Regions from separate parts of the Mus musculus genome. Here regions 2, 3, 4 and 5 are each linked to region 1. A link is a loop called in an ENCODE intact Hi-C map of the cell type or tissue named here. Cell type or tissue: left cerebral cortex. All regions are shown on one strand. Region 1 has its middle 3.3 kb from the start of Gm29040. Region 2 has its middle 37 kb from the start of Gm39633. Region 3 has its middle 33 kb from the start of Fhl2. Region 4 overlaps Fhl2 (four and a half LIM domains 2). Region 5 overlaps AI597479 (expressed sequence AI597479).

Region 1 (5,000 bases):
TCGATAAATTTGTCTTCCCTTATTCACATGCTTTCTCCATGGCGCCATCTGCCTTGACACAACACAGTGGAGGCCTTTGACAGACCCGACTGGATAATTTCCAACCTCCGAAACAGTTCTTCCTGGAGTGTGGCTGGCATCCCTAGACCTCGTCTGACATACTTGAGTATTTCAGCTACCGTGCTCCCGAGGGGAAAGTTAGATTGTCCCTGTTGCCATCAGGGCTTGCCACTGTGCTTGTCCAAGTCTTTTGGAATCTATGGGACTCAGTTTCCCACCATCCAATGGGAAGAGAATCTGATTCTAAAATTTTTCTGTACTAGATCATTTAAGTTTTGTAACTTAATGGAGAGTTTTGTAACAATTAAGCCCAAATCTCTCAATATGGGACTTATTGATGAACCTAGGACCTCGTGCAGGCTAAACACATGCTGAATCACCAAGTTATGCCTCTGGCCTCTAAAGCCCTAATTTTCTAATTAGGTCTAATGGTCATCTAGAATGAGAAAATATGAAAGGTTTCATCTCTCACCAGCACCCTCCAGTCCTTAGGTTCCCTCAGTGTTCATTTACTTAGCACACTGGGTGTGTTAACACAGCCCCTGGTACTGCACACTGGGTGTGTTAACACAGCCTTTGGACCTGCTCACTGGGTGTGTTAACAAAGGCTCTGGAATCTACCTGCACACTGAATATACTAACACAATCTTGGATACCTGTGAGATTTGCTACAGGTATTTTCATTCTCAGTGCAGTCTCTGGCTGTGAGTGTCCGTGACCTTTGCCCTCTCTAGGATGTCACATCACATCTCAGGAGGAGGACTTTGGCAGTTCCCACCAGTCCACATTGCGGCTTTAAGGACACAGGTGTATTTTTAATTAACTGATCCCAGGACACAGTGAGAGACAGGGAATGAAGCTTGCTGCAGACTCTGATCTCCCCGGAGGATCCCAGTTCTTATCACACATATATACAGCATGTGTCATCAGTTCTTAGGTTCCCTCAGTGTTCATTTACTTAGCACACTGAGTATGTTAACACAGCCCCCTGGTACTGCACACTAGGTACGCCAAGTTAGGAAAATTTCTTGGAACTCTGCCAGCCTCTGACAAGCTGATCTCAACCCTGACATCTGAACCCCCAAATTCCTTTACTCATCGAATACTAACTAGGTCATTCTATAGTAGACTTTGAGTTAATTTGATGGTTAAAGACTATTTAGAAAAAGAAGGTGTTATTAGAACCAAAGATAGGCTGGGCAAAGGGGCGTGTGTCTTTAACCACAGGCTGGAGGATCTCTATGAGTAGGGGGCCAACCTGGTCTACATGTCTAAGTCCTGGACAGCCAAGGGTGCATAGGGAGACCTTGTGTCAAAAAGCCAAACTCAAACAAACAAAAATAGCTAAAAAAACAAAACCGAGGCATTGCATGATAGAGGAATGGAATTGATCTTGAAGATGAAACAAGACCAGTGTTGTGATTTTATTTGTTTGTTCATATGATGAAGTAGCATCATGAAGTATCTCCTGGGGTCACTGACCAGCTGGGAGTTGGTGGTCTGCAGAACGGCTGAAGGCTGCTTCCTGCTCACTGTGCTGGCAGTTTTCCTTTTAGCTCATCTCCTATGATAACACTCTCTATTGTTGTCATTTTATATTAAAATATGCATACTCAGAAAGAACATATATGTGTATGTACTACATATATACCATATATGTATATGAATCTTATATATGATAATAAATGGTAATATTTCCCCGTATATAATGAAAAAGCCATTTAAGGTGAGGCATTAACAAGTGGAAGTGATTCTTCCCTTATGTGTGGTGCTGAGATTCTGAGAGCAAACACTAAGCAGAAAATTGTCAGAACCTGGGACCGAGGAAATTGAGATGTAATAGAGACCAAGAAAACCTATGCCAAGGGCTTGGGGCTCCAGCTGATACCCTCAAAGTCCATGTAGCCCTTTTCTCTCAAGCTAGAGAGATGTTAGAGTGCTACTAAAGACTTTCAAGGTTTCTCCCATACCCGGAGTCTACAGTCCTTCAACTGCAGGTTATTAACCTGCTTGGTCAGCTGACAAGTCACCCAGGCATGCACAACAGAAAAGAGGCAGGGGAGAGCCTGGACTGGCTGGGAGAAAGCCTGCTTTTGCAGCTGGACGCAGGGGTGTGTCTGTGGGAATAAGGAGGAAGGCAAGGCAAAGGGATACTCGGAATAATGAGGAACTTATGCTTGTTCATTGTCCAAAGATGGCTGGCTGCACCTCGTGCACAGAAAAAGTGTAATGACCTTTATGTCCACAAGGGGGTGGGGTTGGCTTTTCTTTGGTGCTTTAAAAAATCCCAGACTCACCACTGGCTTTCTATAGCAGCATTTTCCTTTTCTGTTCCCATCAGCCCAATATATTTTGAGGAATGCCCTTTCGTGCTAGAATATAGCACAGTGAAAGGAGTACCTTGTTGTAATCTGTCCCAGGCAATCTAAAGGCATGATCTGGTTAGCTGGGGCCTGATTTATCCACAGACAGCTGAATGAATGTAAGGATAGCTGTGATAGAATCCATACTGCAAATGGCCAGGTTTTTAAATTTAAAACAATGATATGATCTATTGGCCTATCATTTCTATAGTGTGTGAGCATGCATAGTTTCCAAACTGATGTTTCAATGGTATGTTCACTATTTGTAATAATTTTAGGGAAATAATTTAGACTCTTAATTATTTATACTTATTGGTTTGGGCAGTATTTTAGTATTTTCTTTTTCAGCAATTTTTAAAATTGTTTTTAAACAATGTTTTCTGTCTGTTCTCAATAATTTCATGCAGTGATGTAATTTGGCTACTTCCGGTCACTCTCTATTCCATCTGGGGGTCCTTCCCAAACAAGTTTAATCATGAGTGGTTTCAGGGAATGAGTGAAGAGTCATTTGTAGAAAGATGAGCAGTTTACCGTGGCTACACTACTGGAGAAAAATAATTCCTGGCCCCCAGCATCCATCAGTTCCTAATAGCTCTAAGAGGTGTGGGTTTAATAACATTTTAGGCCACCATGCAAAATCCTGGACTTCAGGGTACTTAGTTCTCAGTTGTTCCTCTATTGAACGGTCTTCCCTTGTCCTCCTCACATCACGCTGCTAGGAACCCTCCTTTCACAGTCTTTCTATTGCGTTTCACAAATTCCACTACCCTCTATTTTCTCCTTCATTCTCCTCCCAAAGACGTCTTCCCTTGGTGTGTCCTCTCTCTGTCTTTGCCTCTATCTCTCTGTCTGTCCGTTTGTCCCTGTTTCACACACACACACATCTATATTCCATATACGAAAGAAAATGCGACACATTACTTGTCTTTCTCACTCTGGCTATTTTCTTGCCAGTGTTCTGGCTTCATTTTTCTTTACAGCTAAAAGCCATCCATCGTATATATGAACTACATTTTCTGAATTCATTCATCCTTTGATGGACATCAAGACTGGTTCTATTTCATGGCTATGTGAATAATGCCGCAATAAGCACAGATGTACAAGCGCTGTGTGAGATGCTGACTTCCAATGCTTTGGGTATGTTCCTTGGAGTCTGTGATTGGGTGTACCAAAGCATTAGTGTTCTAGTACTTTGAGGAAATGCAAATGACCTCCATAGTGACTGCACATGAGCTCCATAGTGACTGCACATGACATGACCTCCATAGTGACTGCACATGACCTCTATAGTGACTACACATGACCTTCATAGTGACTGCATATGACCTCTATAGTGACTACACATGACCTTCATAGTGACATATCTACATTGCCAGCAGCAGCATCTCCTACCATTTCTTTTGTGTTTGTTTTTTATGGTTCCCTCTGACTGGGATGAGATGGAATCTCAAAGCAGTTTTAATTTGTATTTCTCTGGCTACTAAAGGTTCTGAACAGTTTCCAGGTATTATCCACTGATAACTGTCTGCTCAGCTTGTTAGCCTGTTTATTCATTTGGGTGATCTGGGGCTTCGAGCATTGAGTTTTTGCAGTTGTATGAATGTTAGATGTTAATCCCTCATCTCATATGTTGTTGGCAGGGATTTTCCACGTTCTTTACCATTTCTTCACTTGAGTGGTTGGTTTCTTTATTGGTCAAAGGGTGCTTAACTATATTGTGAGTCAATTCTTGGTCCTTTTCAGAAAGCCCTTGCCTGTGTCTGTGTCTTGGAGTATTCTCTTATAGAGGTTCCAAGGTTTGGTGCATTTTGAGTTGATTTTTATGAAGGGTAGGGAGATATGGGTTTAGTCTCCCTACGCCAGGACCTGGCTCTCTCCCCCAGTGTGTGTTTTTAACAGTTCTGTTACAACTTGTTTGGTTGCATCTGAGGGAGTTATTTGTTTCCTCTATTTGATTGGTCTATGTGCTTTTTTTTTATGCAAGTTTATACAGTACTCGCTACTATGGCTCTACAGGGCAACTGGAGATCAGGTATTATGCAGCTCCTTCCATTTAGAATTGCTTTGGCTGTCCGGGTCTTTTATGCTTTCATGCATAATCTAGTTTTTTGTTTTTGTTTTAGTTCTGTGAAGAATGTCATTGGAATTTTGAAGAGGATCACATCAAATCCGTAGGTTATTTTGCTTGCAAAATAATGACAATTCACAATGACAAGTCTGTTAGCTCATCAGTATGGTAAGTCATTTCATCTTCTAGTATCTTCTTCAGTTTCTTTCCTGGATAAGTTAACTCTCAGGGTTTTCTTTTTCAAACTATTGTGAATAATGGTTTTTCCTGACTTATTTCTTGGAACACTTGTTAGCGGTATATAGAAAAGCTTCTAAGCTGCCTCCTCCCATGTGTTGAGCTTTATCTTGCTACACTGATAAAGGTGTGTGAGTGAAAGAGCTTTTTGGTGGGCCTTGGAGGGTCATACAGTAGAGAACCAACATCTGCATACAGGGAGAATTTGACTCTTTCTTTGCCTACTTTATCTTTTCTCTCTCTCTTATCCTATTGCTCTTGCAAGGATTTCA
Region 2 (5,000 bases), 350 kb after region 1:
TTATTTATTTTTATTTTTATAAAGTTTCCACTTCTCTTGAATTCTGTTCTTGGTGAATCTTGTTGACATACCCTAAGGATAAGTGGAAAATGCATCCGTATGAATATGCTTGTGGCTCATTATTTACAGTATTATTTTTAAAAAAGCGCATGTGGCTAATGGTATGGAAACTAGTTAAGTAAATTATGGAACATATGCTGGATGGATAGAATATTATGAGGTCATTAAAATTATAATTATGAAGCTTATAGCGCTACCGAAAGATGGTGATGACTATAAATGAAGATCGGTTTTTAAATTGTGTGCGCTCTGACGGCAACTAAGAGAGCACCCTTTCCTGCCAGCAAGCTGCAGGAAAAACCCTAATACTTGCCAGCTGTTGGCTGGGGATAAAACTAAGATCGTGGACAATTTTTTTTTTTCTTCTCCATTTAGTAATCTTGTTTTGAATCCTAATGCTACAGTTCTGGGTCACCAAGAGCAGAGTCCACTACTACTCACTATCCTATCTGTGACATCGCTCAATTTTTCTCCTTTCTGCTCTGACAGTAAGGACTTCCTATGGTGGAGTCACTACTAGAATCTATTTACTGCTTATGTCTTAGGGTTTTACTGCTGTGAAGAGACATCATGACCAAGGCAACTCTTACAAAGGCAAATATTTAATCCGGGCTGACTTAGATTTTCAGAGTTATATCATCCTTTTATCATCATGGCGGAAAGCATGGCAGCCTGCAGGCAGACGCGGTTCTGGAGGAGATGAGAGTTTACATCTTGATTTGAAAGCAGCCACGAGAAGACTGTCTTCCACAGGCAGCCAGGAGGAGGGTCTGTCACACTGGCCAGACTTGAGCATGTATGTGAGACCACAAAGCCCTGCCTCCAGAGTGACACACTTCCTCTAAAAGGGTCACACTTCCTCCAATAGGGCCACACCTCCCACTTTTGCCACTTCTCATGGCCAAGCATATTCAAACCACCACAATCTACATTCAGGTTTGAGCATTGCCAGAAACGGGTGCTTCCAGCCGATCCTTCTGAGGATCTCAGGATCCTTCGGAGAGAAGCAATATGCTTAAGCCAGAGGCTCTCAACCTTTAATACAGCTACTCATGCTGTGGTGACCCCCCAATCATAAAGTTATTTTTGTTGCTACTTCATAGCTGTAATTTTGCTACAGTTATGAATTTTATGTAAATGTTTGATATGCAGGATATCTGATAAGCAACCTCTGTGAAAGGGCCCTTTAATCCCTCCAAAGGTTGTGACTCACGGGTTGAGAACTTCTGGCCTAAATGGACCCGGAGAGCATTAGAATAAGCGAAGTGAGTGAGCATCAGAAAGACAAGCATTGCGCATTGTCCTCCTTCATGAGGACAAAGGAGAACACTGACTTCAGAAGTTGATCGTAGACTGGCAGTGCTCAGAGGCTGAAGGAGGAGGGAGAGGAAGAGCTGGGGGAGGTTGGCCGAGGGACACTAAGTTACAGTTAAGATAGGCTTAAATCCTAGGGTTATTTAGTGCAATATGGCGATCACACTTAAACAGTAATGAATTGTACATTTCAAAATAGCTAGAAGGGTTTTGAAATTTCTTACCATAACAATCATAGAAATTTAAGAGTTAGAGACAAAGACTTATTTAAAAAAGTAGAAGCAAAATATAAACCATTCACCTGTTTATATAAAAGAACATAAGAGAGAGGAAAGGAGAGAGGAAGAAGGGAAAGAAGGAAGAAAAGCAGCCACCTTGGCAGCTGGGGCACCGCACCAGGCTGGGTAAGTGGGTGTAGAGTGGGGCAGAGCTGGACATGGTGGCGCAGACCTTTAATCCCAGCACCTGGGAGGCAGAGGTGGGTGGCTCTCTGAGTTCGAAGCCAGCCTGGTCTACAAAGTGAGTTCTAAGACAGCTAAGACTACACAGAGAAACCCTGTCTCAAACCACCACTGACCAAAAAAGAAAAAGAAAGGAAAAAAGGAAGGAAGGAAGGAAGGAAGGAAGGAAGGAAGGAAGTTGCTCTTGTAACCCTGCGATCTGCATTGAAACTGAGGTTCTCCCTGGACCCTCAGGCTTGTATGAACATCACCCCTCCCCTGCTCTGAAGGGGAGTCTTAGGCTCTCAGCACTTGCCTTCATCTACTTTGAATCAAATGCCTTCTCTGTTTCTTCTCTATCCCGCTTTTTGGTACATTAGCATTTAGAGAGCTTATAAGCGATTCAGATCATCCATCAAACACAATTTGGAAATGATAACTGATGTCCAGTGGCTGTCGTTTAGCTCTGGGGACTGCACCAGTTTGAGATGGAAGGCGTGAATAACCAGACTTATGGGCAAGTGCCCATCAGTAGGAGTGGCCCAGAGGTTTGGCTGCAAGTCTTTCATTAGGATTTAATCGTGAGATAATTACAGTTACAAATGTAAGCATAAAGGGATAAATGAGAACTTATGAGTGTTTCTGAGGTGGGAGGATTTGGAAAGATAATGCATATAGCTGATCAGGAATCACTGCGCTTAAATCTAGGAGGAGGCTGAAATCCCATCCTCAGGGCTAGGGCATTCAGTTGGTTATTCTGTTGTACACTACTCCATCTTGTGGTTAAACAAGGGTACTAATTAGGATGCTACCATTTCTCACGTAGAAAAGCCAGTGCACAGTAGCATTTCCCCCATCTGTGAAGATACATTCTGAGACCCCCGTGCATACCTGAGCATGGATGGTAACAAGCCACATATGTTTTTTACTAAAAAAAAACCTAATTATATGATAGAACGATTATAATATTTTGTAATTAAAGACCCATAAATGTATTCGCGCTCTCTCTTGATCTCTCTCTTTCCTTCCCCTCCCCTCCCCTCTTCCTCTCCATTCTTGTGTGTTGTCTATCTGAATTCCCAGCATCAACACTCACTCTTGCACCTTGGGGCCACTGTTAAATAAGATGAATGTTACTTGGATACCAGCCCTGTGATATCAGTTTAGTTGTTAGCCTAACGACTAACATGGCTACTGAGAAACGAATTGTATTGTGCCCACTTGAGTGTGCTGAACCTACGAGTGATTCCATCCAACCAGAACACAGTGGACATCCAGTTCATCAGGCCACACCCAGAGGAATGGATTTTTAAATGTGTGAAGTGTTTACTTCTGGAATTTTTCAACTTAGCTTTTTTTTTTTTTTTTTTTTTAGGACCACAGTTCCACTCAGATAATGGGCAGAATGGAATGCAGAATCTCAGGATGAGGCAAACTATCATATTCTATAATGCTTAACAAATTATGTGACTCTAAGGAATTCAAACCAAGGGCCCTCGGTTCAGTCCACAGCACTGCATAAAGCCAGGAATGGTGGTGCACACCCTTAATCTCAGAATGTAGAGTGTGGAAGCAGGAGGACCAGACATTTAAGGTCATCTATGGCTACACACTGAGTCTGAGGCCAGCCTGGGCTTTATGAGATCCTGTCACAAAAAAAATTACATTCATGAATTCAAACTATATAATAATTATGAACAAGATGTATAAACTTCTAAACATATATAAAGGGGAAAGAAAGCTTTTAAATAACTCATAATCCCATAGTCTAGAGACACCTTCACATATGTCTCTTATAAGTCAAATACAGCCATGTGCATATTCATTAAATAAGAATTTATCTAAGAATATTAATTGTCTCTTTTTAAATATTTCTTTTTACATGTATAAATGTTGGCCTACATACATGTATGTATGTGAATCAGGTGTGCACTTTGCCCAAGGAGACCAGTAGAGACCATTAAATCCTCTAGAGCTGGAGTTAGTAGTTTGTTAGTCTGTATGTGGATGTTTGGACAATAGAACCCAGGTCTTCTGGAAGACCAGCCAGTACTCTTACCTGCTAAGACATTTCTCTGCCCCCTCCCCTGCCTTTTTGGCTTCCAATGAATCACTATCTCAACTCAGTTCAAGGAGGAGAGCTGGTCAGTAGGTTGAGCTAACAACTGAATATTTTCATGGTAATTAGGTTAAGCAGCCACTGTTAATGCACTGTTGTCTTGTTAATGGGAGTATGGGGAATTACCAATGGGAGCTCAAATCCAAATTCAACGTTTTCATAGTAATTTTGGTGGTGACGGGTTTTTTTCTTCCATCTCCACCCACTGGCCTTGCCTTGGTCTGTGTGTTCATGTTGCTTGTCTGGGAATGGATTTGGTTACAACAGCTGGATCACCTGTCAGAGACATTGAAGCATGCGGTTCCTGTCCTGAGGATACTTTTTATTTGTTCAAGACGGGTCCTTACAGGGCCTGGATTGGTCTTGGAATCCCACGATGCTCCTCTTGTCTCCCAAGTGTTGGGGCTCCAGATGCCCACGCTTGCCTCTCCTGAGAGCACTTACTCATGCAAGTAGTGCTCCTCAGAGACTCGAGGGAGAAGGACCACAGCTTTCCTTACAAAGCCTCCAGGTAATGCTCGTGGATGTTAACTAACATTAACTCTGAGGTTCACTGACGGATAACTTCAATTAAAAAAAAAATCCTACTCTTTCTGATTGGCCTGGTTTTCTCCATTCTCTCAGTATTCCCTCCACTCGGGAATAGACTATAATTCGGCTGTGATCACAATATGCATTATATCATTTATCCCGCTGGTAGTTACTGGTAGGCTCCATCAACTTACAGGGCGTGGTAACAACCTTTAGATATATCAAGAATCCCTTCCGCTTGATTTTGAGATTGGCTTTCAAATCAATCCAGTTTGCTTTGATCAATCAAGCCAATCTGTCCCTGTCTCAGCCTCAACTGTTACTACTCTAGTCTAAGCCACCGTCAGCCGTGACCGATGGTACAAGTGACCTGTTGTGTGAGCTTCCAGATTCCTCTAGTCCCCCTGTTTCCTAAAATAAGCAAGAGCAGGCTAATCTGTATTCTGGTCACACCAGTGAGTCTCCTGTCACCGTGGAATATCAGAGCCTTAAGTGACTTCAGTAACTTGCCGAGCCGGTTGAGGAATGAAGTACTC
Region 3 (5,000 bases), 67 kb after region 1:
ATCTGCGGGTCTGGGATCTGAGCAGACAAATCCAGCCCGGTTTCTTCTTCAGACCTTTTTCTAATTGCAGTATCTCATGGTGGGTGCTACTGGGCTCTGCTTGTTAGTCTCTTGCAAATCTGTCCCTGACTACAGGAGAACTCAGCTAAGAATTCCAAAAGGGTGAGGAGATACCCAGTTCTCCTCCACTGGACTTGAGCCCTCAAAATTCACAGATCCTTTCAGAAGGTCCCTTCTTATGAATTCCTTCTCCTTTGTCCCGTTCCATCCAAGAGAAGCCAGAAACCTGTTTTTTGGTTCCCCACCCCCTGCTTGGTTTTTCTATCCTACAGTCTCTCTGCCTTCTTTTAGAAACCTCCCCCACCATCCCCTAGAAGCTAATCTCACACTGGAAGTCCCTGCATTGTATGAGAGCTAATCTTTCTCTTGTCTACCATACCCAACACAACAGACATATTAGCAAGAGCAAAGCACATAAATGCATTTGATCCCAGTTCCATATGACACAGGAGATTGTAGACTGGAAACTAGGAGGCTACTAATGTTTGTATATAGATCTATGAAGGACAGGTAGAAATGTGATCAAGCAGAGGTGTGAGGGAAATGGAAGTAGAGTGGGGAAATCCAGCCAGGCCTGGATGTCCAGGCTCTTGCTGAGTCCTCTGTACAGTTTTTCTTCCCTCCAGGGGAAAAAACCCCGGGAAGAATTAGTGTGGTACTTTTAAGTTTTATGGCTGCATTTAGGGGAAAGGAAAGTGGTTATAATTTCTATAACACACTTTGGGAAAGATGAATTATAATCTTGGTAGTCTGCTTCAGAGTAGAGTGAGCAGTAAGAGCCAGGGGGTGGCAGGAGCTGAGAGACTAACTCTGAGGCCCATGGATCAGTCAATGACACCAGAGGCAGGAAAGGCTGGTCAACCCAAGGACTTTGTCAACCCCATTCAGAAAGACAGTCTAGGGGGTTGAGGCTTCAGCTCCAGTGGTGGCTTGAGCCACCACTGTTTAGAATTATCCCAGGCCATTCTTCATGACAGCCATCTGACAGAAACACTTTGAGAACCCATTCTATACCTTAGATCATAGGGATAAAAAAATGGATTCCAGAGATGCAACTTGGTGGGTAGTATTTTTCATCTGGATCCAAGATTTCCACAACCCACAGTTGAATCCACAGACGCAGAAGGTAAAGTTACTTAGAGCTGATCCAAGACAACTCCTGCCCTTCTTGAAAGCTTTTCCCAACAGGGATAGATGGAAAACCCTGCCTCCTAACCTTCCCTAGCCTCTATATCCCTCTAGTCCTCTTCCAGGCCAGGAGCAGAGTCACCAGTTGGCAGGGAGCAGCTGGACACTTGAAAGGAAACTTTACCCCTCCTCCCATTTGAGGGTATAAAACATTAACCAGCTCTGCTGGGATGATCTGTGCAAAGGGAAGAGGTGTCTTTGTCACTGTTCTATGGCTATGAAGAGACCCCAAGACCAAGGTAACTCATATAGAAGAAAGAATTTAATTGGGAGCTTGCTTACAGTTTCTGAGGTTTATTCCATAATCATTATGGTGGGGAGCATGACAGCAGAAAGCAGGATTAGTCTGTTAGCATCATGGCAGGAAGCAAACAGGCATGGTGCTAGAGCAGTCGCTGAGAGCTTTAAATCCTAATCCTGATCCAAAAGGGGGGGGGGGGAGGATAGGAAAGAGAGGGAAAGAGAGAGAGGGAGAGAGAGGGAGAGAGGAAGAAAGAGAGAGAGGGGGAGAGAGGGGAAGAGATAGGGAGAGAAGGGCAGAGAGGAGGAGAAAGAGGGAGAAAGAGAGAGGGGAGAGAGGGAGAGAGAGAGAGAAGGGCAGAGAGGAGGAGAGAGAAAGAGAGGGAGAGAGAGGGGGAGAGAGGGGGAGAGAAGGAGAGAGGGAGAGAGGGAGAGAGGAAGAGAGAGACAGGGAGAGAGGGGGAGAAAGGGAGAGAATGGGAAAGAGGGGGAGAGAGGGGGGGAGAGGGAGAGAGGATGAGAGAGAGAGAAAGAGAAAGGGAGAGATGAGGGGGGAGAGAGAGGGGGAGAGGGGAGAGTCTGGGTCTGGTGTGGGCTTTTGAAACCACAAAGCTCACTCCCAATGACACACCTCCAACAAGTCCACATCTGCTCCAACAAGGCCACACTTCCTAATGAAAAAGAATCTACAGAACTGTCCTCGCCTACTATCTGTCCATACCCCTGCAGTGGGATGAACTGACCCAAGCCAATCTACTGTGAGAACTCAGTAGCTAGTGCCAAACACACAGCCTAGGGATAGGATGGAGGCAGGGGCATGAGATGCCATGACCATCTACTCAGACATTGGAAACTTAAGGAGGCTCTGGAGTAGTCTTCTGGCACATGGCTCTGTCAAAGACTCCAATAAACCCTCCATTTCAGTCCCACACAGAATCACTAGTCACTCATGAGTAGGGATAAGAGAGAAGGCATGCCTTTCTGGAAATGAATTCCAGTCCACAGCCAAACATGTGCCTGGTGCTATATCCCACAAATCCTTTTGGGCTTTCTAGAATACTCACGTAGGCAGATGCCCTTGTCCGTGTAAGCTGGGGAAGGAAGGTCAGTAAACTGTTTCCAACAGGGAGCGTCAAACACCAGGCTCTCCCTTCTGAGCCCTTGGACGTGCTCATGTATCCCCAGAGAAGTGCCTCCCACTCTTGTGCCAGCTGTCTGCAGCCTCCAATGAGGCATACAGCCCTGGGGTATACACTGAGAAGTTCTGGACCAAGCAGCCTCCCTCTTGCAGTTACTCTTATATTACTGGAATACATGTGAGGTCCTGGGAGGGTGTCCTTGAAACAGGCAGGCCAAATGGGGACGTGCATAGCAGCCCCTTCCCAACTGGAGCCTATGACTTTCTGCATTTAGAGACCAAAAAAGGCTTGCAGGAGCCAGGGTTGGACTCTTATCTACTGGGCTGGGCCAGTGGACATGCCTTATTTATAACTCTGCTGACAAAAGTCCCACAACATTAAAGCAACCCAATGAAGCCCAGGGCCTGCCTGCACAGTGCTGGCCCTCATCCCCACTGGTCTGGTTGCTGGGCAGAAGGAAGGGCTCTGACCTCTAACATCACAGGTAAGGATCTCATTTACTTTGTTTGTTTGTTTGGTCTTTGTTTCTTTGTTTCTTCATGCCAGTCAATTCCAGTGCACATTCAGGCCATACATAAATGCCAACTGGGCTCAGATGGCTTTGTGCTCAGCACAAAGGGAGTGTCTTAGACCCAGGCAGGCACTGGGACCTCAGGACCCCAGCTCCCCAAACAGCCACTTGGATGCTGAGAAGAGCCAGGGTGCCTCCTCACCTTGACCTCTCTTGGTGGGAAACAGAACTGAAAGCCAGAAGAGCTTTTAAAGAGAAAGCAAAGGAAGAAGAAAAATTCTAACATAAACACAAGATAGGGTCAAACAGCAAGGTACTTGAGCCCCCCTCCCCTCCCCATCCCAGTATTTCCGGAAGGCCTGGGTGGACAGGCCAATTACTGATGTGTCTGATTACTCTGGGAAAGCATGTTTATACAAGATGACTTACATGCTAGGGCTGATAGTTTGAAAGTCCAGAGCTACTGTGTACTTTAATGGGACTATGTGCAGATTTTACTATTTCTTGCAGTTAAGCTGTACTGGACTGAATGATGCTCTGGCAGATTGCATAACATTCTCAATATTGATAAAATGACACAGATGGCAATGATATAGTTTATAGAAGGATCCCTTGCCAGACTCTATGTGATGAATTTTACCATAATTAAAAAAAAAAAAAACCTCAACCCAGGTTTGTTTGTTTATAATTCTGAAGCTCAAACATAAAACCCAAGTTTTAGGCTCATATGATTTTACCTCACAGGTACAGTTTACAGATTTGTTGTTGTGTTCTTCTTTCTCTGGGAATGTAAATTGGATTCTGTGTTATTACTAGGCTGATATTCAAATGTTTCATGATTAAGTCAAATACACAGTAGGATTCAGCCTATTTTACAAAAGCCTTTGGTTTTCATTGAGTGGAGGACTAATCAGTTCAGATCATTACATTTTAGGAACTTTTTCTAATGTTAAAAAAGACTAGGGGACTGGAGAGCTGGCCTAGTGGTTAAGAGTGCTGGCTGATCTTAACTGGATCCCAGAAGTCAACTCACAACTATCTATAATCCACCTTTAGGGACCTCTCTGGCCTCTTCTGGCCTCTGTAGATCAGCATGTACATGTACACATACACATACACGTGTGTGTAAAGAGATACATAATGACACATATACGCACACACACACAAACACACACAAAAATCAATAATGAAATAAATGTTTTCCAAGCACGGAAAAGCTAGGGATGGAATCCAGGGTCTTGCTGGGCAAACCTTCTATTATCAAGTTAGGCGTGCCCTTGCTAGCCTTAAGAAAATATAAGATAGAATGTCTACTAAGAGCTATGCAATCTCCCCTGATAGGGTCCTCTGATTGTCCAGATCCAACCTGTTGTTAAGCAAGTTTTGAACTTGTAGATTTTGTCATTCTACTTAGTACTTCTAGAACCTTCCCTCCAAAATTCTAGAACACTCTGTACTTTCCCTCAATTTCCAAGCCCAGAGTGTAGACACCTTTCTCTTCATCTCAAAATACTTAGTACTTGGCATAAAGTGACCCTGGTACTGATTTTAAGTCTCTTTTTGGCACCAAAATAAGAGATAAAATTATATTCTTAGGGTTTCTAGTTCCCTTTGGTTTTTTTCTTTTTTTTTTTCTTTTATTGGATTTTTTTAAATTTACATTTAAATGTTGTCACCTCTCCAGGTCTCCCCTCCGGGACTCCCCCCCCCAACCCCACCCTCTATGAGGGTGTGCCCCCACCCATCCACCCACTCCCACCTTCCTGCCCTGGCATTCCCCTACACTGGGGCATTGAACCCCCAGAGGACCAAGGACTGCTCCTCCTACTGATGTCCATCAAGGCCATCCTCTGCCACATGGA
Region 4 (5,000 bases), 120 kb after region 1:
TGCAGTATCGTGAGCTTACAACATGGTCCTAATTACCATCATTCACCGTGCAAATATCTGCCGTTTATTTTCTGTTTGTTTTATTTTGTCTGCTACTTGGGCCCCATAAGGGGTTTAAGTTTAAAAATGGGGAATATGTATGGAAAGAGTCCAGGTTATACCTAATCCCAAATGATACCAATATATGTATATGACATATCATATAATGATAATGTACACATTGCATGAGCTTAGCAGTTTGTAGTGACTTAACACACCGACAGGTGGTCTCAAATTAAAGCAGATTATATTGCATTTCACTTATCAAAATATACAACGAAGTACATATGATCTCCCCACCAAATTTTTTTTTCTTCTAAAATTACTTTCAGTATTTAACCTTCAAAAGACAGGTTTAGGTTTCTGCTCTCTCACTGCCTACTCTCATCATACTTAGACTTACGGGAGTCCAGCATGTGTGTCAGCCATGTCTCTGATCCATCTCTTCAAAGGACCAACCCACTGACATGGAGAGAACTGGGTTCAGAGGAACGTGAACCTCTCAGAAACAAGGCCTCCTAGTTCAGTGTCTAAGTTAGGGTTTCTCATGCTGTGAGAAAACAGCAAGACCAAAAGAGACATCCAAAGGAGAGGCTTGTTTCAGCTTACAACTCTCAGCCCACACTCCATCACTAAAGGAGGTCAGAGCAGGAACAGGGAGGCAGTAACAGATACAGAGGCAGAGGAGAAGAGCTGATTGCTGGCTTGTCACTTCCGCGTGGCTTGCTTAGCCTGCTTTTTAAATAGCACACAGGACCACCAGCCCATAGTAAGTTGGTCTCTCCCATATCAATCACCAATCAAGAAAATACAGCACAGGCTTGTCCACAGGCAAATCTGCCGTCCTTCCTCGCCCTCCCCCTCCCTCTCTTACCCACCCACTCCAGCAATGTAGTGCACCAAGGCCCCTGTGCTCTGAGTCAGACAGTAGTGTCACCTCTCCTGTCCCGCCTCTGACGATTTGTGTGTCTGCCTCTCTAGGACTTGTCCTACAAGGATCGGCACTGGCATGAAGGCTGCTTCCATTGCTCCCGGTGTGGAAGCTCGCTGGTGGACAAGCCCTTTGCTGCCAAGGAGGAACAGCTGCTGTGCACCGACTGCTATTCCAATGAATACTCGTCCAAGTGCCAGGAATGCAAGAAAACCATCATGCCAGGTCAGAACGCATGCCTTTATCATTCGCATGTGGCACTGAGCCAGGTCAGCGATGGACTGTGGGGTGGGACTCTCAGTTGTCCAGAGACAGACACTGGTGTTGATACTTCAGTGCTGGGCCCTGAACACAGGATATGTTAATCGATCTCAGATGCAGGGGTGTGACTGGGAGAGGATGTCGCACGCCTTTGATCCCAGCACTTGGTAGGCAGAAGCAGGCAGAGTTTGGTCTACAGAGCAAGTTCCAGGACATCCAAGGCCTGTCTCAACCCCTACCCCTCAAAAGGTGGGGGGTGGGAGAGGAGTGAGGTGTATCATTAAGAGAAGTGGAATTCCTGTTCGGTCAGCCTTTGATATCTCAGGAATTGGGTTCAGCTACCAACACCCACAGGTTCTCAAGCACCCTATGCAGAATGCCTCCTTCTTATATAAAACATTTCCACAAATATTTAAAATAATCTGCAAGTGGTGTATGAACACTGTTATGCTGTGTGGTGTAATGACAGACGTCTGTATACGTTCTCTAGTGGATATAATTATTTTCTTTGGGGACTCTTGATCTGCGGTTGGTTGGCCAAAGATATACAGCAGCTTGTGGCTAGAGAGAACTAGCCAGAAAAGGAATGCCAGCAATTCCCTGGAAATGCGTCTCTTCCCCTGCCTCGCTCGCTTCTCCCAGTACACGTGCTTTCTTGATCTGCTCTGCTTGCTGAATTTACACTCGGTTATTTCAACAACTATGATTTGTGCTCTGGTGTGCCAGGATGGGCCAGGAGTTGCATGTTGCTTAGCTTCACCCTCTGCCTGACCTCATGACGTTATGTCCTAGATAGACAGACATCAAAAAAGGACAGAACCACAACTGGGTTAAGAACTATACGCAATGATACTATGTCTCTTTTTTTACCTGAAGAAGATGAGTCCCCCCCTGTCTCTCTCTGTCTCTCTCTCTCTGTGTCTCTCTGTCTGTCTATGTCTCTCTCTGTTTCTCTGTCTCTCCCTGTCTCTCCTCTCATCTTGACTTTATATAGGACAAAGGAATCTCTTATTTGTAAAAAGTGAGTGATATCGGGGCGTGGTAGTGCATGCCTTTAATCCCAGCACTTGAGAGGCAGAGTTTGAGGCCAGCCTGGTCTACAGAGTGAGTTCCAGGACAGCCAGAACTATACAGAGAAACCCTGTCTCGAAAAACCAAAAAACCAAACCAAAACAAAACAAAACAAAAAAAGTGAGTGATAGACCAGGTATGGCGGGGTACACCTTTAGTCTCAGTATGCCAGACATAGAGGCAGGCAGATCTCTGTGACTTAGAGGCCAGTCAAGTGAGTTAATAAAAGTATAGGGAGGACTGCTGTAGCTCCATGCCCACTGTGTGGGTTTGATTACCATCACTGAAAAAATGCACACAAATACACATATGTAAATATGGGATTTGAGAAGCAAGTCTTATCATACACATGATGTAAAAATGGACGTTAGAACATCTCAGAGAACCTGACCTAGGATTCTGATGCCTAGCAGTTTAGAGGGTGGTATGATTTAGAACACGGTACTAGCACAGGTGGTAGGTTCAGAGCCAGGTAGCTTTCAGTGTGTCATACTCACACATGTACCTACTGCTTGACATGATGGCTTTGTGTAGCTCCCGGATAAGTACACAAAGCCCACAGAGAGTATCCAGCCATGGGCGTGCAAATAGGACCAGGCAGGTTGGAAGCAGCGGTAAGCAGATCACTTAGATGCAGGGGTCCAGCAAGCTGATTGAGGACAGAGGAAAGTGTGAGTAGATGGAGTTTGGGGAAATGTAACTTTGGGCAATATGGGCTCTGAACCACTCATGTGGAGGAGGCTGATGGAGCCTGTGCAGACAGTGGTCCAAGCAAGGTCATCAGGCGCCCTCTAGTGGACAAACTGGGTATAGGCCGTGAACTCAAATAGCTTACAAGGCAATTTGTATGTTAATGCAGTCCTGAACCCCGGAAGTTGGGAAGCTGAGGCAGGAAGACAGTGCATTCCAGGCCAGCCTGGATGGCACAACCAGATTTCTATGCAAGATAACTAAATAGTTTAAAGTGTCAAGACAGCCTCTTTGAAATCCTTTAATCAGAGGGAGGTTTAGAATCAAGGGGAAGCAGACATATTAAGAAACTTTAGAATCACCAGGTGTATCCACTCTGTGGCCCACAGGATTTGTATGTCCCAGGACAGCCATAAATGTCATGTAACATGTTTGTAGATCACAATAACAATTGCTGTATCAGTAGTTTGCATACCTCGGGACCACAGAAATATTAAGTAACTACTAAAGTGTGTATGAGATTTTAAAAACATGAGTTAACCTTGAGATTCTGAGTTGTAAAGTATATGTTGAGAGAATGATCCATGCTTGCGGTTTAGTTGAAATTTCTTAATGTATTAGCTATTTTAGCACTAATAATATTTAATTATCACAATACCTATAATTTTAACTCAGTTTTGGAACTACTTAAGAATTTGAAGTTTGTTAATCAAAGAACTTTTAAGTAAAGCTATCAAATATGTTAAACTTTAAAGAGAAGTCTAGACAAAATTCAGTTCACTCCACTGATAAATGCGAGCAACATAACGCCATTTAAAAGGATTATTTTTCTTTAAGAATCCTATTCGGTCTCAGGTGCGATGGGACACACCTTTAATCTCAGCACTCTATAGCTGGAGACAGAGCAGATCTCTGAGTTCTAGGCCAGCCAGTTACAAGATGGGGGAGGGGCAGTAAGAAAGCTCAATTGATCCCACCACTTCAGTCTTCCAAGTAGTAGGAACTAGAGGTATCACTTATCATCATCACCATCACCATCACCATCACCATCATTTCTTTACATGTAAAAGCTATAGAAGTTAGGGCTGGAAAATGGCTCAGTCAGAAAACGCCCGTTTCTCAGCACCTCACAGGGGTGTGTAAACCGTGAAATCCCCCTGTCAGAACAAATGGGAGGTTAGAAAGGGCTTTAAAGAAGTGCGACTGCAGAGTTCACACTCATCTGACAAAGCGGATGTTGACCGATGCCCCTCCTCTCCCTCTGCACTGACTCATTGATGCTTTAGCCACATGTGGTCCTGTGGCTAGCAGTCTTCCTCACACAGGGAGTCCCACGTTGTTCTGTGACCACCCTCAAAGGCACAGCTCACAGAAACGAGGAGCATTGATTGGCCATTGGAATCAAGTGTATATCAGGCTCCAGTCGCAGCCACAGTAATTCCTTTCCACAGATGTGTAGTGCGCCCCCATGCGGCAGGGCCACGTGAGTGCTTCATGGCGATTTTGTTGGAAAGAGGCTGTCACCCTTTGTTTCTGTTTGTTTCTGCCCCAACTCAGATACAATAACCATTTTTACCAAGGGGAAGAAAAAATACAAGTCCCAGAAGCAGTTACGTCCTGAAAGAAGAACGGGCTGGAGGTGGAGAGGGTACCCGTTCTCCCTGGGTGTTTCTAAGTGTCTGCTGTGTGAGGAACATGGGCTCTTCAGTGCTGACTATAACATCTGCCAGTGAATGTGTCTTCGTGTACAGATGAAGATGCGTGATACAGAATCTGGAAGATCACAGCCAACCTTGACAGATGATTGAGCCTAAAGTCCTAGTGAGAGAAAAAAGATGATGCAATTCCTGAGGGATGAAACCTGAAGTTGGCCTCTGGGCTCTACACATATGCATGGCCTACACACACACTCTCACACAAACACATGAGCACACGTGTGCACATGCACATGCATGTGTACACACACACACGAGAGAGAGAGAGAGAGAGAGAGAGAGAGAGAGAGAGA
Region 5 (5,000 bases), 150 kb after region 1:
GGAAAAAAAGGAGGCTGACTTGCAGATGGTGGATGTGGTGCCTTTTGTAACTCAAGAGCTTCCCACTGCCTCTAATGCCATCTATTTGCCCAACCCAGGAATAAGAATATCTTGCCTCACTGGAATACAGAATCAAAAGCAACAATACTAACCCTATACACTATTAAGGAAACTTACTCCAGACTTGTTCACCACTCTCATCAAGTCCTTCTAGCCCAAACTGAAACACTACTTCAGAACAACCCTCCCAATGCTGCTGCTCCAGATGCCCAGCAGACGATGCTTCATCGCATGGAGGAAGCCAATTCCATGATCCCTTCAGGAGGCATGGCGCTCCGTGACGGAGGCACTACGTAATACACAGTGCATGGGTCAATGCGTCTTCACTTCTCAAACTCAAGACAGCTCAACAATATGCTGCTATGTGAGCGTAGATGCTGAGTGTTCATAGTATAAACTTCAATTTGAAGCAACAATGTTACACAGTTCAGCTGTTATTACCAACCTACTCTGTACGTTAAATATACAAATTAAAATTTAATTTCACCAAGTAACTAAAAATAAGTTCCCACTGACTTAAAACCGTCAAATGGCTAACTCTCTCCTTAAAAAGAGAAACGCCAGTGGAAGCAGAGAGGTCAACTGAATATAAAATACAATGTGTTGTTGTACTCTAAAAGCTGCACTTTTAAAATGTACCTTGACGATTACATATAGGAGCACAGTTCAACAATATTAACTTATCAACCCCGTAGGTAACAATGTATTTAAAACCTTACTGTAGCATCAACAATTCATGCAATATTTAATATCATAAATTTTGTCTTATGTGTACAAATTTAGTCTGGAAAAAAAAAGCAGAAACCTACAGGGTTGGTGTCTAAGCACAGCGCTGGCCTGCAAGGGTGAATTATCTCTGTAAGGCTGTTCTGATAAGTGAGCTAAAATGGTGGTTTTAACAAACCAAAGAAAGGAGATGACACTAAGGCATACTAACGAGGCAAACCAACAATGTGAAGATTATATATGGAAAAATCTATGAAGTATCTTTTGCTTAAAATGTTTCTTAGTAAGAAACAAAAGGAAGGAGCAGACGCTAGACGTCACGAATGTAAAGCAAACAGTATTTTCTCACATTCTTGCATTATACAAGTGGATAATGCTACTTGCACAAAAATAAAAAGAGCATCACTTAGCCCTGCATGGGACAGCCCTGCAGGAAGCCCTGCAGGAAGCACATGAACCTCTTCAACAGAGTCCACTTCCTACTGCATTCTACAGTGAATTCCAACTCCAGCGTCCTGATAATGACAACTGCCTACTCCACAGCATACTGATAAGCACCCCACCACGACTGTCACACGTTCTGGATTTTCTTATGTCTAGAATTCTAGGACCATCATTCCCAAACTTTCCGACACAGAGTACTGCCTTTAACATGATCACCCAGCCTGAAGACTTTGAAATCAGTCTCATTTTAAAAAGATAAAGCTCATACAAGCCACATAAGAAAAGAGTAGGCAGGGTCCCTGTAAGCCAGGAACATTCTAAAGACACAGCAGCTTACGCCACTGAGAAGGAGGAATGGCAAGCCCTGACTTCCCTTTTGCTTTCCATGGGACAAAATGGCACACGTAACTAAAGAGCAGAAAGCTTTTCCATCAACACCATCAACACACTTTTCTTGGCGAACCCTTCAAGATGCAGGTGGCAATATTTACCACAATACTGTGAACTGCTTTATGCTTCTGCTTAGGAAAAGAATTTTTAGAGGATGTGTACAAAGCTCTATTTTAAAAAGAAATTCTTCCCTAATTGGGACATGAAAGTCAAGACATTGTAAGGAAGGGAAGAAGGAATAGAGGGAAGGAGAGAAGGGAAAGACTTGTTTTTCCAAACCTATTTTAAACCTCAAGAAAGTCCCACAGTATTCAGGACCTCCATAGATACTGTACAGGACTCATCTGAAAACTGCGGCTGCAGCTCTGTTTATACTTTGGAGGCTTGCTTTCACGGCCATGTAACATGCTGTATCTTCCTCTTCACCTCTGGAGGCTTCAGGTGATTCTGGAAGACAGGAACAGAAACAGTTTCTAACAGCAGATGCCTCAGACACTCAAAGGAGCACTTACCAAGCCAAGGCTGGCTACAGGCCCACCAGAGCAAGAGCACTGCTGCCCTCTGGTGGGAATGATGCTCCAATTAGTAAATAAGTAAGTCTTTTGGCTCCCACTTGTCTATTCTGTGGTTCTCAAATGTTCTACACCAAGATCATTTACACACACACACACACACACACACACACACACACACACACCCCTTCTGAACCTTGTCCCACAAACAGCAGAACCAGAAACTACAGAAAGTAGAGGGACTAGGCCTCTCTTGAAGATCCTAGCCCACCTCCCTCCCTGATGTCATAGTTTAAACTTCATGAAACATGTTGACTAAATATTTACATTTCTAAGGTAATACCTATCTATATGTATCTACACTTATATACAAAGGTCATGGCTGTGTAAATACATATGCCTCAAAGGCTCACTCCTCATTGTAGTATTTCAGATGTGGATTATTCTTTTTACTTTTTTTAAAAATTAGTTTTTAAAAAGATTTCTTTCTTTATGTATGTATGTATGTATGTATGTATGCATGCATGTATTTATGTAATGTATGTGAGTACATTGTCACTGTCTTAAGACACACCAGAAGAGGGCATTTGATCTAAGTACAGATGGTTGTGAGCCACCATGAGGTTGCTGGGAACTGAACTCAGGACCTCTGGAAGAGCAGCCAGTGAGTGCTCTTAACCTCTGAGCTATCTGTCCAGCCTTGGATTATTCTCTTTTCATCCCACATTTTCCTCTATCTCACAAAAATGGTTAAAATCAGTATGTAAGCAGATTGGGGTCCAGCATATTCTCTGTAATAGAAGTACAGGCTGGCCACTTAGCTGAGAAAGTCATGCAGCTGTGACGTGTAAACTCCAAGTATCCAGATGCTTCAACACAGCACAACACACATGTGTAAGAGACGCCCCTTACAACTCCTCTATCCTTCCCAAGTTAAGTTATTTGCTGTTTAGGGAAGAGTAGATTCTAAGGTAGGTTAAAGGTGAGTACAAACAGACTTAGGGCCTAGGCCCAAATACTACTTTATAAACGTGCTGCCCTAGACAGTAGCACTCTGGACCTCACCAACAAAGGAGTATTCACCTTTTTGATTCCAAGGTGGAAAGAGAACAATTTTATGAAATCTTCCTCTCTGCATTCATTTTACATAGAAAGAAATTTAGTGAACTTTCAAAAACAATAATCATTGTAGATTTTTAAATTCCAGGATTCAAATATATAAGCTACAGGATAAAAACCCCAGACACTGCAGAGTTCCAGGGCAGCAAGTGGGCACTGTGGTCTGTAGAGTCAGGTAGGAGCACATGTGCTCTCTTCTCCAGCAGTGTCCGCCCACCCTGAACTATAGGAACAGCTTGGCCAGGGATGCACTCTGAAGAGTCAGGTAGGAGTACCTACTGGGGTAGACTGGGGAGGCTGAGAGCCTGGGCAGGTGAGGCAGCATCCTCAGTGAGCTCCGTGCAGGTGGGACCACTAAGCCTTGCGTGCTGCAGGGACTGGTCTCAGGGTAATCTTTTGTATCAGTATAGTAAGGAAAGGTGTCAGCTTAACTATCAAAATTTCACTATAGTTTGACATGGGGCCAAATTTTAAACTCTCTACTGTTTTCAGATCACAACATACTAAAGGAAATAGGCCTGATTTTAGCACCCTATCCACCCCAGGAAACAAGCACAGCCAGTTGACCCAGGGCTACAGGGTGGATGCTCAGTGCCATGCTCAATGTTGAAGCCACCCCCACACTTACTGTGGCCTCTGCCTCTTCCTTAGGAGCAGCCCGCTTTAATTTCACAGGAGTAGTTCCAACAGGGGACAGAGGTGGTGACTTCACTGGACCCGAAGGACTTTTCCTATTCATTAAGTCATGGTTCTGTTGAGTGTCATTATTATTGTGCTCCATTTTATGGTTCACAGGCAAATTGGAAAACAACACTAGGGGTGAAATCCTCGACGAGGAATTTGGTGATTTCCAGAAGGCATCACTGGTGGAGCCTATCTGGGCAAGAGGCTTGAGCCGGTCGTCTGCTCCGTTCTCCGTCCTTTTCACTTTGATGCTTGTGCTGGTTGAGCTCCCATCGAACACAATGAGGGGCCTTTTCCTTAATCCATCTACAGCACTACTCCTGAAAGCAGAGAGATGTTCTCTTATAGAGCACCACACAGGCTGGCAGGCCAATAAGCAACAAGGTTTAGTGAACAGACTGTGGTAAAGGAAATAACTGGAGGGAAGACTCCCAGGCCCAAAAAACCAATTCTCTATGCTTTAAAGTACAAAGTACTTATTTGTAAGAGATTTCATTATCATTTATAATGAGATGTCCCCGTGGTCTTGGGGGTGTGAATGCTTGGTCCCCAGCAGGTGGCGCTGTTTGGGCAGTTTAGGATCTGTGGCATTTCTAGAGGAGCACTTCAATGGGGGAGGGTGAGGAGAGTTCAAAGACTTCTGCCATTTCCAGTTTGTTCTCTATTTCCTGCTTGTAGTTCAAGATGGGAGCTCACAACTGTCTACTGCTGGCTGCCACGAATGCATGCCAGATGGACTCTTCGCTCTGGATTAAGGGAAAGACCCCCTCATAAGCCCAAATAAACCCTTCTGTCTACAAACTGCCTTGATCTTGGTGTTTTATCAAAGAAATAGAAGATGACTAATAAAAGTATTAACTAGCTCCATAATAAACAAGAGCAGCTTATTAGTAGTGCTATCCTTACCATGTGATCACAATCCATTATTATTTTACAAGAGAAACTATAAGACAGTCCCAAGACTCTCACAGCATAGTCCACAAACAACAAAGCAAAGCCTTACTACAGTCACCAAGTGTCTCCATGGTCTGGATACTTTCTCATCAGTGATTAAAATATCTGCAC

The links. A loop is a pair of places that touch in the nucleus more often than their neighbours do. Peaks named below come from ENCODE experiments on the same cell type or tissue, not always from the same donor. Only the 100,000 strongest peaks of a DNase experiment are listed, where the experiment ranks them.
Region 2: it touches region 1 in a loop (4-fold over the local background); 25 of 42 quality-filtered maps call a loop at or near these places.
Region 3: a loop joins it to region 1, with 2.1 times the contacts of the local background. A loop is called at or near these places in 6 of 42 quality-filtered maps.
Region 4: a loop joins it to region 1, with 8 times the contacts of the local background. A loop is called at or near these places in 41 of 42 quality-filtered maps.
Region 5: a loop joins it to region 1, with 6 times the contacts of the local background. A loop is called at or near these places in 6 of 42 quality-filtered maps.

What each region holds. Positions count from the first base shown.
Region 1 is chr1:43,261,893-43,266,892 of GRCm38, reverse strand. No RefSeq gene overlaps it. Among named protein-coding and RNA genes, the nearest start is that of Gm29040, 3.3 kb to the right of the region's middle. In left cerebral cortex, a CTCF peak has its summit at 2,311 (motif pointing right); a DNase peak (open chromatin) is centred at 2,317; H3K27ac peaks cover 353 bases.
Region 2 is chr1:42,912,808-42,917,807 of GRCm38, reverse strand. No RefSeq gene overlaps it. Among named protein-coding and RNA genes, the nearest start is that of Gm39633, 37 kb to the left of the region's middle. In left cerebral cortex, a CTCF peak has its summit at 2,590 (motif pointing left); a DNase peak (open chromatin) is centred at 2,556.
Region 3 is chr1:43,194,762-43,199,761 of GRCm38, reverse strand. It overlaps a transcript of Fhl2 not described here. Among named protein-coding and RNA genes, the nearest start is that of Fhl2, 33 kb to the right of the region's middle. In left cerebral cortex, no CTCF peak of the experiment used is centred here; DNase peaks (open chromatin) are centred at 24, 324 and 2,578; H3K27ac peaks cover 1,565 bases.
Region 4 is chr1:43,137,893-43,142,892 of GRCm38, reverse strand. It overlaps Fhl2 (four and a half LIM domains 2), which reads left to right. Exons shown (of 6, transcript NM_010212.4): 3 at 1,021-1,195. Among named protein-coding and RNA genes, the nearest start is that of Fhl2, 24 kb to the left of the region's middle. In left cerebral cortex, CTCF peaks have their summits at 3,102 (motif pointing left) and 4,491; DNase peaks (open chromatin) are centred at 1,047, 1,800, 3,091, 4,701 and 1 more place; H3K27ac peaks cover 2,271 bases.
Region 5 is chr1:43,110,253-43,115,252 of GRCm38, reverse strand. AI597479 (expressed sequence AI597479) reads right to left here. Exons shown (of 4, transcript NM_133818.1): 3 at 3,880-4,255; 4 at 1-2,067. The coding sequence ends at 2,011. Among named protein-coding and RNA genes, the nearest start is that of AI597479, 14 kb to the right of the region's middle. In left cerebral cortex, CTCF peaks have their summits at 2,180 (motif pointing left) and 4,475 (motif pointing right); DNase peaks (open chromatin) are centred at 2,157 and 4,505.